2 separate regions of the Homo sapiens genome follow, and region 2 is linked to region 1. A link is a loop called in an ENCODE intact Hi-C map of the cell type or tissue named here. Cell type or tissue: CD4-positive, alpha-beta T cell. All regions are shown on one strand.

Region 1 (2,500 bases):
AATCTTGAGTCATCGTATTGATAATCTGTTCTTGCTTTTGAGTTGTGGCAGTGAGTTTCTGATTTCTCTCATGAAGTGATGTTATTTCTCGACGATATCCTTCAACATTATCTTGCAGCATTTCATAACTGGTATGAAAAAAGTAATTCTACAAGTAACTGAAATGATATCCTAGCTTAATCCCTTGAAGAAATTTCACAATAGCTTAACCCATTTCCCCAAATGCCCTGAGAATATTGTCTCTAATCCTAATGTAACATCATACATATTTCTGTTAAGTTGAATTCTGCTTAGAAATAACTCCAGGAACAGTTTTTATATTTTATTTTCACACTGAAAATCTGTCAGATTTGCCTCAACCTCAAACAGCATGCTTATGTAAAATTAAATGAGCGCTGGCAGCAAGCTGCACTTTTTTTTTTCTAAATGGGAAAGGGGTTAATTTTATGATTTATGAAGAAGTGGCTTGTGTAATAAGGTAAAACCTTCATTCTTTTTTCCCAATTCCAAATGTAGTGGTTCAAGTTCTAAGTAAGCAAAGTATTTCATGCTAAGTAACTTTTTAATCTTATTTTTAAAAAATCAATTATATTTAAAGTAATGACAATGCAATATTGATAACACCAGACACCCACTACAATGCAGTATACAAATTAAGTTATTATACAGGGTTAGTGATGGATTTTTGCTAATCCTTTTTTCTTCTATAATCCTCAGTTTTATTTTCTTATGTGCTTGAAAGCTGACATAATGGCTGGCTAGAGGTATCAACAGAGAAAAAAGAAGTGCTTTAATTGGGGTTGCTGAACTATTAGATGTATAGGGGTAACTGCCTGCAATATATCCTGCCTGCTATAAAACAGAAACAGTTTTATCATGTACTATATAAAAATAAATATTGTCCTAACAAACTAAACTAACAAGCATTCAATGAATTTAATAACAAATAATCATGAAATATTTATTATTTCTTTGGATGTGACCAAGAAAATTAATTCTCCTAAAACTACATAGCACTTGCTTCTCTTCTACCTAGAATAGAAAAGGTGGAATAAAATTTGCTCTCATTTCTCTCATCATCTGGTGCATTTTTAAAAGAATTAAGTCCTACCGAAACAAGTCCTTTAATCTTAGGAAGGTAAACTACCAACATTCCTCACATGAACTTCAACTTATTTTTATTTTATTTTATTTTTTTGAGACAGAATCTCACTCTCTTGCCCAGACTGGAGTGCAGTGGCCCCAATCTTGGCTCACCGCAACCACTGCCTCCTGGGCTCAAGTGATTCTCCTGCCTTAGCCTCCTGAGTAGCTGGGATTACAAGCATGCAACACTGCCGCTCAGCTAATTTTTGTATTTTTAGTAGAGATGGGGTTTCACCATGGTGGCCAGGCTGGTCTTGAATTCCTGCCCTCAAATGACCCACCTGCCTCGGCTTCCCAAAGTGCTGGGATTACAGGCGTGAGCTGCTGCGCCTGGCTTCAACTTATCAAACAAGCTAAACCCTTAGCACTGCCTAGAGAATCATTAATCAATATGAAAAAAATGAACTACCAGAGGTTCTCATTCTGGAACACAGTTCACAAAAAAAGCAACACTATTGCAAATTAGCTCTTGAATTTAAATGATTTGAATTGTAAAGTATAACATTTAGACTTAATTAATTTGAAACAAAAGAAAACTTACCGTTTAGAAGCAAAATCTAGCTGGGTAGAAATTTTGGTATTTTGTGATCGCAAATCTGTAACTTGTTCTTGAAGTTTCTCAAGCTGCTCATTTTGTATTTTTTCATTTTCTGCTTTTTCTTTTTTGTAGTTCTCAAAAATTTCCTGCAACTAAATATTGGAGATTATGAGAAGGTAACACTGTGTTCTCTAAAAACCTAACCCAGGACAAAGGTGTGATCTTTACCTGTTTAAGGGCAGCCTTAGCCTCTATAGCCTCTGTTGATTCAATAACAGGTACTGGAGCAGGAGTGGAAACAGTCTGTGATGTACTTGGACGTTTTGGAGTTGATGCAAGAGAAACATCATCTAAGCTTGAAGCTTCAGGAAAGTAAAGACTAATAAAATGCTTTGTTGGCTTTCATAAATCAGCTTTAATCTAATGCTTCTTTGCAAATACACTATTATCAAATAAACAAGCTAAACTTATTGAAATGAAACAATAAGATTATAGGAGTTTTTAAATAAGGAATCTACTAAACAATGTATTAAGATTTTTTGATGGTTATTAGAGATAATTCAGTATTTATGGGTTAAAACATAATCCATATTTATGTTTTATTAAAACATATCTGTTTTGGTCATTAAAACATAACCAAAATAAATACTGTAATTCATTGATTCTGAAATGCACCTTTTTCAACAATAGAAAGCATTTCTTTTTAGCAATACATAAAATAATGGTATGTTTTACAGTTGATGGGATGTTATAAGCAATTATATATGGTAGTCAAATTTGAAGCTACCATCATTAGAGTGGCTATTGCTTATGTTG
Region 2 (2,500 bases), 1.6 Mb before region 1:
TTCAGTTTATTCTTCTGTAAAAGGAATATAACAATACACTCATGACATTGGTGTGAAGACTGAGATATTAAATGTCAATTATTTAGCATAGCACTTGGCATACATATGAGATTGAAACTACAGCTATCATTTTTCCTACATACACATGATTTTTTATTTTGGAACAAAAACTCACCTGAAATGTTTCAAAACATGTTTAGCCATTTTGGATATTAATCTTTTTAGACAATATAAAAACACTTTCCTGTTTATCTGCAATACACTTATCATAATTCAACCTTTTCTGATGGACTGACAGTTATTACATGAGCAAATGCTATCTTGAGAACTGCAGACAGATGAGCAGGATACTGATAATTGGCAAATACTAGAATAGACAATTTGTAAACATTTAGAAAAGAACAAGGCATGGTAAGATAACTACAATATGAATTGGGCAAAGCTAGCAAGTTGAACATCAGATCATATGATCTATTTTATATTTTAAAATCATAAAAATACATAAATAAAAATACACAGGCATTAAAAATGTCTGGAAGCCTTTATAAAATTGCTAACAGTGGTAATCTTACGCAGTTAGGGGACAGTGTCTTAGCAAATATTTTCCTATTATTTTTGCCATTTACATTCTTTTCAGTAATTATGATTAGGAAAATACAGATATTTCCATTGTGAAAAGTGTGTGTGTATGTCTGTGTCTGTGTAGATGATGGTAACCTGGAGGACAGTGATAGTGCTTAGATCTATAGGGTAATAAACCACCACATGCAAAGAGCCTGTAACTGAAAGCTCTTGAGTGCAGTGCCACAAGGCACTGGTTGGGGTCCAACCAAAACTTCTTCCTAACAGTTTGGATGAAAAAAATGTAAGGTATGCTCATCTAAACTATAGATCATTGAAAACTGGTAGTTTAGCTAATGAGATTCAACCTCTAGACCAAAATCTAGAAACAAAACAAAAAAAGAAATTTTGCTGAGTTAAATATAAAAGTTCTAAGTTTACACTAAAAAAAAGAAAACTTGGCTGCTCAAAGGCAGGGTGGAGAACACTCATTTGTCAGCAGACCATACAGTTAAGTATGTGAAACTAGTTGATCACAAGCTCACTGTGAGCTGAACATAATAAAGCTCCTAAAAAATCTAAAGCACATCTAATAACACAATATGATGAAGAATGGTAGTTCTTAACCTTTCATTTGGCTAAAGACATCTGAGAGGCACAACAATCCCCTCAGGAACAGTGAGTCAATGAAGCAGTGGTCCTCAACTGGATAGAGGGTGGAAACTCATCAGCCTCATAGAACATTAGTGACCCTTTGCCTGAATACAGACAGTTATGGTGCTGTGTGCCAGACACATCTTGAGTATGGTTAATTCTGGATGTGATATTTTAAGAGTTATTATATATACTGGAATGCAATCAGAATGGGGCAATGTCAGTGGTAAGAGGTCCAGAAACAATGTCATAAAAGGAGTATTTGGTGGGGAAAAAAAGAAGGATGTTACACTTTGAAAAATAGAATTCTGAACAGTAAATCATGTCTTCCTCTGCAATTCTTCAACTTGTTACCTCTTTTGTATTTTAGAACATATCACATGGTTGTGATTATTTCTTTACACACCTATCTTATTCACTAACTACAAGTCATGGGAGTGCAGGGACTGGTTCTATTTTATCTTTCTACCCCACACTTAAGTGCAGTGGCTGGCATACAGTAGGTGTTTAATTATTGTTCTTTAATGAATTGCCAGTATAACATCATTGTCAAGAGCCAATCTGCCTAGATTAGAATTCTGACTTAATCTTACTAACTGTGTGACCTTAGGCAAGTTCCCTAACTTCTCTTTCCCTTGGTTTCTTCACCTTTAAAATGAAGACTGTAATAGTACACTTCAGAAAGCTGTTGTAAGGATCAAATTAGTTAAACACATAAAATGCTTAGAAGACTGTCTGGAGTATAGGAAACAGTCAATAAATGTTACAGGCAAATAAATACACAAGGTATCTGCTTTTATTTCTTGCTATTACTTGTATGCCTGCTTCCAGAACCTAACCATTTCTCATTAGCTGTGGTTAGGGATGGAGATTCGAAGCCTAATTAACCATTATCCGAACACTAAGTGAAGAACTAAGGGACAACTCTATGGGTAGATGATGAGTGCTGTGTTTCTCATGTCTTCAGTCTCACTGCCTGGAACTTCTTTTACATCTTTCTTCTTCTAATTCTTGGTTATCCTTCAGGACATAGGAGCCTTCAGGAACCCTTCGCTGACTATCACATCCCAACTTGTGCTTCATGCCCCTTTAATATGTTTCAAACACATATACAATGTTTTAAAAGTCTGCTTATTGGCCTGCCTTCAGTGATTCAAAGACAGAAAGGACTTATCTTCATATCTTTAATCCTCAAAAACTAGTAAGAGCCCTGGCACATAAGGGGCCTCAGTAAATATTTCTGGAATGAACATTTGCTAACCAAATGAACAAATAAGCTTCAGCA

The links. Peaks named below come from ENCODE experiments on the same cell type or tissue, not always from the same donor. Only the 100,000 strongest peaks of a DNase experiment are listed, where the experiment ranks them.
Region 2: it touches region 1 in a loop (4-fold over the local background); 3 of 110 quality-filtered maps call a loop at or near these places.

Annotation. Positions count from the first base shown.
Region 1 is chr1:186,353,723-186,356,222 of GRCh38, forward strand. It overlaps TPR (translocated promoter region, nuclear basket protein), which reads right to left. Exons shown (of 51, transcript NM_003292.3): 16 at 1,913-2,046; 17 at 1,688-1,836; 18 at 1-128. Among named protein-coding and RNA genes, the nearest start is that of TPR, 20 kb to the right of the region's middle. RefSeq lists an enhancer at 924-2,123. In CD4-positive, alpha-beta T cell, no CTCF peak of the experiment used is centred here; no DNase peak of the experiment used is centred here.
Region 2 is chr1:184,713,796-184,716,295 of GRCh38, forward strand. All of the region lies in intron 13 of EDEM3 (ER degradation enhancing alpha-mannosidase like protein 3), which reads right to left. Among named protein-coding and RNA genes, the nearest start is that of EDEM3, 40 kb to the right of the region's middle. In CD4-positive, alpha-beta T cell, no CTCF peak of the experiment used is centred here; no DNase peak of the experiment used is centred here.